2 separate regions of the Homo sapiens genome follow, and region 1 is linked to region 2. A link is a contact called in ENCODE Hi-C or POLR2A ChIA-PET data. All regions are on one chromosome and are shown on one strand. The core of a region is the stretch at or near the end of the contact, and the rest is flanking DNA. Distances in the headings are between cores, read along the strand shown. Region 1 overlaps ARHGEF28 (Rho guanine nucleotide exchange factor 28). Region 2 holds the start of ENC1 (ectodermal-neural cortex 1).

The links. A loop is a pair of places that touch in the nucleus more often than their neighbours do. ChIA-PET counts read pairs that join two places held with the same protein, here RNA polymerase II (POLR2A). Pooled maps may share reads with other maps.
Region 1: a map of Calu3 shows a loop between it and region 2 (3-fold over the local background). The contact joins the enhancer-like site here to the promoter of ENC1 in region 2. A Hi-C loop is called at or near these places in 2 of 168 maps with a recorded cell type or tissue (Calu3 and HCT116) and 2 of 50 pooled maps. POLR2A ChIA-PET finds 5 or more read pairs at or near these places in 2 of 52 experiments (HepG2 and MCF 10A).

What each region holds. Positions count from the first base shown.
Region 1 is chr5:73,824,386-73,829,127 of GRCh38, reverse strand. The region is part of intron 9 of ARHGEF28 (Rho guanine nucleotide exchange factor 28); the gene reads right to left. It also overlaps the pseudogene RNU7-196P. Among named protein-coding and RNA genes, the nearest start is that of ARHGEF28, 200 kb to the right of the region's middle. Within about 2 kb of position 2,252, at least 10 of the 41 ENCODE cell types and tissues checked have a DNase peak (open chromatin) inside an H3K27ac peak, as active enhancers do.
Region 2 is chr5:74,636,975-74,642,013 of GRCh38, reverse strand. ENC1 (ectodermal-neural cortex 1) reads left to right here and starts at 1,286. Exons shown (of 3, transcript NM_003633.4): 1 at 1,286-1,707. It also overlaps a transcript of HEXB not described here. RefSeq lists enhancers at 1-300, 301-1,016, 1,478-1,837 and a silencer at 1,178-1,437.

The sequences.
Region 1 (4,742 bases), core at 1,003-3,502, 810 kb after region 2:
GCCTATGCCAGGTACGGTGGCTCACACACCTGTAATCCCAGCAATTTGTGAAACTGAGGCAGGTGAATCACTTGAGCCCAGGAGTTCAAGACCAGCCTGGGCAACATGACTAAACCCTGTCTCCACTAAAAATACAAAAATCAGATGGGTGTGGTGGTGCACACCTGTAGTCCCAGCTACTCAGGAAGCTGAAGTGAGAGGATTGCTTGAGCCTGGGAGGTGGAGGCTGCAGTGAGCTGTGATAGCGCCACTACACTCCAGCCTGGACGACAGAATAAGTAACACCCTGTCTCAAAGAAGAAAAAGGAAAAAGGAAAAGAAGGAAAGGAAGGAAGAAAGGAAAGGAAGGAAAGGAAGGAAGGACAGAAAGAGAGGAAGAGAGAAAGAAAGAGAAAGACAGAGAGAAAGAAAGAGAAAGAGACAGAGAGAAAGAAAGAGAAAGAGAAAGAAAGGAAAAGGAAAGGAAAGGAAAAAGGAAAGGAAAGGAGAAACAAAAGGAAAAAGGAAAAAAGAAAGGAAAGGAGAAAGGAAAAAGGAAAGGAAAGGAAGAAAAGGTGGCTTAGCCCATGTCATCTTCCTGTCACTCGGGTAATGGCTCCACCGAGACAGTAAGTCTTGTGAAGGACATAGGTGTGCAAGAGCATAATCCAGCATAATCTCCTCTCTACTTCTGTCACCTAGAACCTGACATGTAGATTTAATCACTTGCTGCAATCATTAATAACATTGGCACAAACATCCTTTTGAGTATTTTTCTGAGGCATACATAGCCTCTGCTTGTCAAAGGATGCCTCAAGACAATAGGATCTAGAAGTGAACACAGACTCACAAACAAGAAAATGATGCAGACTAACAGGACCACCACTCCTTTATTAACTTCAACACTAGCCACTGCAAATAATGGGCTTAAAACCAGCAGAAGACTGATCGTGAAAGGAAAATAAGCCTTAAAGGACACTTTCAAGTAAACATCAGCTACGTATATTGAAGTGGCTAATTGCTCTACCATGTTTCAGCCTATTCAAAGGAAAAGCTATAATAGTTTCATTTTTTTAAGTGTTACAGCCCTTTTCAAATTTGTCTAGCAGGCTTTTTGGGTTAGGTCAGAAAGTCCCCAAAAATAGTTTCTTTTTTTAAAGGTATCTTTTCAATATTTTCAAGAAATATGATTTTATCACTTCTATATGTAACTACTCCAGTAACAAATTAAGTGAAAAAGTTATTGACCCCAAAAATGGACTGCTTTTTCAATGAGCATATAGAAATAATTTGCAATAAGAACCAGCTACTTGTTTTAAATTAATGCTGTCTTATAGGAAGTTTTTCTTAGCTAAAAATTAACATTATAGTTTTGTTGATAATTTTTAATATTTGGTAAGCATATATTTCAAAGACAATATAAAAGTAGCCAAAGCTCAACTCCCATTTTAGAAAAATGGCTGCAGATTTTAAATTAGTGAAAAACACTCGTGTGTTGCAGTGGTTAAAAGCATGAGCCCTGAACTGCCTGGGTTCAAGTCTCTACTCCACCACCTATTAGCTGTGTGACTGGGGCAAGTTACTTAAGCTCTCTGTGCTTGCATTTCCTGATCTGTAAAATAAGGCAATAATATATCCATCTCATAGAATTATTCTGAAAATTAAATGAGTTAATATTTTAAGTGATTAGAGCAGACTCTGACATAGTAAGCACCCTATAAATTCTTTATTAGTTATGCTTCCTAAATATTTAAAAAGTAAATGAGGTTGCATAATTTTAGTTCTGATTCTTTTTAAAAATAATTTCAACCCCTGCTATAATGTTACACATTCAAAAACAACCCAAGGCCACTGGCATGCACAAAACATTCCATTTGCTTCACGAAGCACATTTAAAATGTTGTGACTTTTATATCAGACTTAGCTGGTGTTAAGAAATTTTGAAAAATCTATCCTGGACATGGTTAACTGAAAAACATAAAATGTGAAGAGAAAGAAAAGCCATCAAACTGCCTATAGGATTTACCTCCAAGGACTGAAGGATGAGCTCTCATGAAATGGGAGGGATTATAACTGCAGGATAAAGTTAGACAATCAGAGACAGCATTTCTCAAGAACAAAGGCAAGATTTCAGAAACTAAGATGTCCTAACATGATGAAGTGGACTCGGGCCAGCTTCTCACTGCAAAGTGCCTGGAGGATAAACAGCAACTCCAAGGGGATCCCCAGCTCTCCTCTCTCCTATTCTCACTGCTTTGTAATGTGATCTAGGTGACTCCACAAGGGCTCCGTGAGGTCAAAATTTTCATCAGCCCATCCTTCCTGTACTAAATGCTCTAATCAGGTGACACAGGGGAGACAATTGAAAGTAAATAGATTCCACCCATAGAAAGAAGGGGAATTGGAACTAGTAAGGGGGAGAGGGAGAGGCAGTTGCAGATGCCTCCCTTCTGACATTGACAACTACTTCAAGTCTAGCAGGAAACAGTTAATGACACGGCCCAGCCTAGGGCTTCTTCAACTGATTTCCAACAAAATCCACCTCTCCCTTAAGAAGCTAAGAGCCTTGTAGCTAAAGCAAAATGTGGCCTACTTGACTGGTTATGTAAGAGACCCACGCCCAGACATAAACAAACCCAGCTAAGGCAGTTTTCTGCAAACCTGCTGCTGACCTGGTTTGGCCCACTCTGGATGCCAGAGCGCGAAAGTCAGGTGAAGGCCTCTCAGTACAAGTATCTCTTAACTGTGGCTGAGTAGATTGGTTTCATTCATTCATTGTATTTTGTTTTAACTCTAGACCTTTATGAACAGCAGAAACGTTCACTGAGAATAACTAACCACCATAAAAAGGGTGAGCCTTACTTTAGAGTTCAATTCCTAACACTCTGCTGAAACAGTGCCCATCATGGTCACCAAAGACCTTCAAATGACAGAACCTATAGTCAGCTCTCAGTCGCACCTTCTGTGACCTACAGCAGTATTTAATACAGTTGATCATTTCCTGTCCTTATCCTCCAGGACACCAGGCTCTCTAGGTTCTCCTCCCACCTTGCTGGCCTTTTCTTCTCAGGCCCTATAGCAGGTTCCTCCTCATCTTCTGGATGTTGGCAGGTTGTACTACTTTAGGGTCAGTCCTCAAACTCCACTCTCTCCACTCTTCCCTTGGTTATCTGACAGCATGGCATCACACACCATCATATGATGATGACTCTCACATTTTCAACTCCAGTCCAGATGTCCAGACCACTCCCCTGAGTCACACTATCCCCTCAATATCTCCTCCTAGTTGTTCTAGCAGTCATTTCAAGCACAACAGGTCCAAAGCTGAACTCTTGATTCCCACCCCAACACCCAGCTTCTCCTCCCAAAAAATGGCAACTCTGTCTTTCCTTGGAGTCACCCTTGACTGTTTTCTTTCTTTCACAACTGGATTCAGAATCTGACCTTTCTCATCACCTCCACTGCAACACCAGGCAAGCCACCACGGTCTTCTTCCTAAACTGTTACAACAGTAGTCTCTCTGCTCCTACTCTTGGCCCTCCATAGCCTTTTCGCCACAGGATAGACAAAGGAAATCGAGTCACGTCATGCCTCTGCAACGTTCTCCAATGGCTTCCCATCTCATTCTGAGTGAAGGCCAGAGTTTTCCATGACCTACAGTGCCTCCCGTTGCCTGCCCCTCCTCCACTCTCTCCCAGCCTCTCGGAAGCCCTGCCCACTACTCTACTCCAGCCCCACAAGCCTCCTTGCTGTTTTTGCCTCAGGCCACTTGCACTTGCTGCTCCACCTTCCAGCAGGGCTCTTCCCCTGGATATGCAGATGCCTTGCTTTCTCACTTTCTTCTCATCTCTGCCCCAGTGTCATCTTACCAAAGAGGCTCTCCCTGATCATCTTATATGAAATGGCAACCGCCAACCCTTGCTTTATTTTCACTCATGCCCCTTACCATCACCTAGCATAGTAGGGATTTATTTGCTTGTTGTATGTCATCTGTTTCCTTCCAATAAAACATATGCTCCATGAGAACAGCAACTGCAAAGACAGTTTTGTTCACCATCTCCCCAGTACCTAGAACCATACAGGCAGGCAGTGGATAATGAATATTCACTGAAGAGATAAATAATTTATCATCAAGAACAGAAAATTCTCTTCAGATCTAGTAATGTTTTCTCAGATTCTGAGGTTTTCTTGTGATAGGCTCTCCTTGCTACACGTTGTGATGGGAGTGTCACTGTCTTCTTTCATTCACTTATTCACCCATTCATTCATTCTTTTTTTCAACACTTACTGAGTGTCTACTGATCACCAGGTACTGTGCAACCTGCTGGGCCCAGGATGGAGCCCTCAGCCTCTATCAGCGACTCTTAAAAAAACATCTTCAGGTCTGGCGCAGTGGCTCACACCTATAATCCCAGCACTTTGGGAGGCCAAGGTGGGTGAATCACCTGAGGTCAGGAGTTCAAGACCACCCTGGACAACACGGCAAAACCCTGTCTCTATTAAAAGTACAAAAATTAGCCGGGCGTGATGGCGCATGCTGTAATCCCAGCTACTCAGGCAGCTGAGGCAGGAGAATCGCTTGACCTGGGAGGCAGAGGTTGCAGTGAGCCGAGATCATGCTACCGCACTCCAGCCTGGGCAACAGACTGAGACTCCATCTCAAAAAAAAAAAAAAAGTCTTCAAACCCCAGTGAGTATTGTCTATTCCCCAGGAGGTCCCCTGACCCAGCCAGGAGGCTTTCCTTCTTCTCTGAGCTCTTTCT
Region 2 (5,039 bases), core at 37-2,536:
GGGAGGCGAAGCGCGGGCGCTTGGGGACGCGGGGACCCGGGGACGGAATAAACTCTGTCGTGGGGCCCTCACTCTCGAGCTGCAGAGCTGGGACATTGTTGCTAAGTGACTACGAGCCAGGCAATTCACATCTCCCTGGGCCTCGGTTCCCCACCTGTAAAACAAGGGGGCTGGACCGGTCATCTATCCCGTTCATTTATAGACTTAGCTCCAAATACCGAATAAAAGACAGATATTTTAACTCCCAGTGGAAAGACAAGCCTCTAGTTGCAAAGATAAATGGGATTCGTAAAAGTGATCACCACGCGAGATTATTTTTCGAATCGCCTTCCCTTCTCCTGACACGCGGGACTATTAAACGTGTGTGTGTGCTGGGCCATTTCTTTACTGAACTCCAAACTAACACCACCGAGCGATAAAAAACAGGAGAAGGTGATGGAGGCTTAATCGCTAGGAGAGGAGGCGGCGTGGCTGCTGCTTTGAGGAGTTCACTTTGAATCAAGCGGCCGCGGCGATTGGCTGAAAAGCACGTGGTGCGCGCCCCGCAGGACTGCGCCCCGGCTGCCCCTGCAGTCGCCTGGCTTAGGGCAGAGTCCAGCCGGGGGTGCCGCACCCACTGGGGAGTGGGGAGGGAGGACACATAGGAAATGCCTGGGGCTGGAGTCTCTTTGGCTCTCTGCCAGCAAGAAACTTAAACGTCCTGGCTTGCTCAACCCGAGTGTCCCTAAACTGTCCAGACTTTTGCCCGTCCATTGCCACTATCTCTCCCCACTCTGGGTGTCCTACCCAAGGCGCTGTCTATGCGTGCCCAGGGCCTGTCCTGCGGATACCCAGCTCGCCCCTTGCAGCCCTTTTTAGAGCATCTCGCGGGCTCTGGCATCACCAAGCGCACAGCCCCGGGCTGCGCTCCCCTAAGGTGGGTCCCTCAGATCCGGGGCTGTCCATTAACCAGGCTGGCCCAAAGAGGCGCAGACACTCGAACCCGGGAAAACTTATTTTATTCTCGGTTCCCGGGGTTGCAGCTGCCAGCGGCTGAGACAGTGCGTCCGCTTTGTCTCTCTGCACTCCCCGCAGCCCCCCTCTCCCGCTTCCTCTCCCGATTAACTCCCCCGACACGCTCTTCTCTAGCTCCTCTCCTCCTCCCACTCCTTCTCCTCCTCTTCCTCCTCCTACACCACAGGCCGCGCTAATGCGCTTCCTCCCTCCCCCGGTGTCGGTCTCTTTGCATACGCGCCCCCTCCCCTCCCCGCCGCGCCACTTATAGCGGGGCGCACGGCGGCGGGGCGCAGACTGCTCTGGCAGCCGGAGAGGAGGCGGTGCGGCGGTGGCGCTGCGGAGACCCGGTCCAGACGCCTGGCGGCCGCCGGCACACAAGGCGCTTTCTAGCTCCCTCCCCCGAGCGCACAGCCCGCCTCCTTCCGCGGCGCCTGCAGTGGCAGGCTTGCTCTGCCCTACCGTGACGCGCTCCGGAGACGCTCTGCGGGTCCTGGACACCGGGTCCGCGGCGTGGGGACGACAGACGGAGGCGAACGCCATCGGTAGCCGGTCCGCGAGCCATCGTTCGGGGCGCAGTCCTCTCCCCGGCTGGCCCTCCTTTCTCCGGGGCATTCGCCACCGCTTCCCTGGGCTGAGACGACCGGTTCGTCGCCTCCTTGCCCGTGACCGTCGCTAGAACTCAGTTGTGCGTTGCGGCCAGTCGCCACTGCTGTAAGTTTCCCCCACTGCCCCGGACCTGTTGCAGGCGCTGCGGGCTTCAGGGGCTGCTTCGGCTGCAGGGGTGTGTTCGCGAGGGGTGAGCGTGCTCCGAGCACTCGGGAGCTTCGACTAGAGGGCAAGGGGAGCTCTTCTCGGTGCGGAGATCACGGTGCCCGCCGCTGCCCTCCCACAGCAGGCAGAAGCCGGGCATCGCCGGAGAGGTCGACCGGCCTCCCCTCCGCGGTGCAATGTCTGGGGCGAGCCGCTGGGGAAGCGAGGAGCCGAGCTAAGGATACAGTCAGCCTCTCTCCTCTGCGGAAAGCAGCGCTTTCCTGGGGGTGAATGTCGCGCTGCGTCGCTCCCCGCAGCCTCCAGGGCCGAGCGCGCGGGATGGTTGGCCCACGTTGCATCCTCCCCGGCTTGGAGGAAAGTTGGGGCCATGCACAGACACCCTGAGTGCGGGCATGTTCACTGCGGCGGAAATGTCTATAGAGAATGAATGAAAACTGCTTTCTGAAAAACTAGTTTCTTGATCTGTCGTGTTAACATTATTAGTTACAAAGGATAGGAATTGGTGGGCCTGGAGATGAAACACTGAATTTATCCACATGCGGTTTGGTGTCACACAGGCATGGCCAGCTTGTTAAATAGCGTTGCAAGTGTTAATAAAAAGACTCTGGCAAGAAGCTACTTTTGTTAACAAGATCTTTATAATGTTCTATTGTTACCGGTAATGTAAATGCCCAGAAAAAAATCTGCTTAGTTTCTCTTTTGATTGGATTGAGATCAGGTTCAAAACCTGGAGAAGGGTGCGGGACGCTAAGCATTGGAGGCAGAGAGCCTGAGTTAGGAGCATGAAGTGAACTGAAGTTACTGTAACTGAAGCCCTTTTGATGTTCACAGTAATAGCAGCCCTTTCTCTGTCTTCTTTGCAGACGTAGGTTAAGTACATGTGTGCATTTTCTTGGCCACTTACTTGGTATGCAAATGTGATTTCTCTGGGGGCTTAAAAATGCTCGAAAGATGATTCATTTTATGTTGAAGGTGTGTTCAGTGACTTGTATACATGGTTTCTGCTGATATTTTGAGGTTTGCACAGTTTTAAACCAGAAAGCAAGTATTTCCTCTTGGGTTTCCAAGTTTACTTTTTATTTTAATCAAACATTGTTGCAAGAATGTTGATTGTGATTTTGACTGTGACGTGCTTTTCCATCTGGGTGGTATCCAAGATGACAGGCTAGGCTCTTCCTTCTGGCTTGTTGGGCCAACCTGGAACATACAGGAGCATAAACACAGGATGCGGAGAGATGTAGATCCTATATCCTAAGGTCTTCTAAGCAAATTGTTTTCTTAGGTGTAAGTCTGGTTGTGAATGTTGTTTTGCACCATCCTGAATTTAATGTTCAAGGAAATGTGTTCTGGGCCTAGCATGATTCCAGCTCAATGTGTAAGCATTTTGGTGCCTGTGCACCTAGTTTCAGGGAGCCTCATTCTTCCTTCACTCAGGGCAGCATTTGCTCTGAGAGAGGCGGCAGATTCACAAGAGTAAGTAGACAGTCTATTGAGGTTTAGGTTTAAAGTCTTCCTCCAGATACTCCAGATTGAATGTACTAATTAAAATAGCAACTACAGTGGTGGAGCATTGAGAATGCTAATGAATGTTTTAACCCTTTGGAAACCTGATGCATTCCCATAGGTTCATATGGTCATTCTCCAAAACACTGGGCATTGGTTAGAATGGAGTAGACAGTAGATGCTTAGCTTGAGGTGGGAGTGAAGCTGGCTCCTCACCATTTTTTATATCTCAAGTCACTGTGGAAATTACTGGGTGCTTTGTAAAGTCTTCCTAACACTGGAGCTCTAGGACTTTGTTGCTTCCTTTCTTCCACTCAGCCATGTTTACTCATCATAAAAAATTATATTCCAAAAAGGAAAGAAAACTAGTTGCATCACCTAATGGTATGAGGTATATGTGTCATGCCCCTGCCTTTGTGGTTTTCTGTGCAGTCTTATAGTGGGGCTCACATCTGGTTGGGGAGGTGCAGGTTAGTATTTTAGCCCATGAATCTGTGGCAAATCATTCATTTGCATTTATTAATAATTCTTAGAATATGCATTTAAAAATGTCTGAATGGTTAAAGGAAACAGAGTTTCAGCTGCGCTTTTGGGACTGGCTGTTATGTGTCTGGAACAGATACTGCAACCAGCCACACAGTTTACCCTCTGGGGATAAACAGCGGGATAAACAGCTTCCTTAGGAATCCTTGGACAGGCAGGTTCTTGAGGACTTCATTCCTTTGAAGTAACAGAGGGATGGTGTAAAAGAAAAGGATGAAGGCATGTGATTCAGTTTTTGAAGATGGGTGACAAGCATTTCCTATGTCTCTACCCTACTGTTTTCTTACTGAAGAAAACCAAAAGATAGCATTAGATTCTACTATAATTTCAATGTAGATACCAAGGAAAGCACTGTAGTCAGCAAATAAATTCTGGGGTGGCCCTAAATTAACAACAGCTGGCAAAATACACACACACACACACACACACACACACACACACACACGTATTTTTTGATTTAAATAAAGCAGTGTTTGCATTTTGAACTCCTTCTATGCAGGTGTCAGCATTTGCAGGTATACAGGAACAGTCCTAGTGATGCACTATTTAATCAAAAGACGGATGGATCTTTTGTTCTTGCAGCTGGTTTTCCAAGAATTGATATAAAGCGGGAAGAACAGAAAACAGCAGTCATAAGTATGCTACTCAAAATATTCTTCTTTTTATGTGCCAAATCCTCACATTGGAAGCTGTCCCGAGCAAGACAGGTAGTTGGTGATTATGGCCAGAATTTATTCTGTGCTTTGACTAAAGGCTTGCTGATCAATATATGGTTAATGTTGAAATTGGGGTGCTTTTAGGACTCTTCAGTGGTAGAGCTGTCTGGTTAGAAATTAATCTTTAAGTTGGGATGCCGAGGTGGGAGGATCAGGTGAGGCCAGGAGTTTGAGACCCGGTCTCTACAAAAAATACAAAAAATTATCTGGGTTTGGTGGTGCACACCTTTAGTGCCAGCTACTCGGAAGGCCAAGGCAGGAGGATCACTTAAGTCCAGGAGTTCGAGGCTGCAGTGAACTGTGATTGCACCACTGCACTCAAGCCAGGGTGACAGAGCGAGACTTGGTCTCAAAAGTATATATAAAATGAAATACATTATCTGTAACATTTAAATAAAGGTCTGATCATTGCAGAAGTTGGCCTTACATTTCCCATTTACTGTATGTGCTGGGAGATTGGATCTTACCAAAGGAATTCTTAATGGAATTAATTATTAGGTGTTTGTTTTA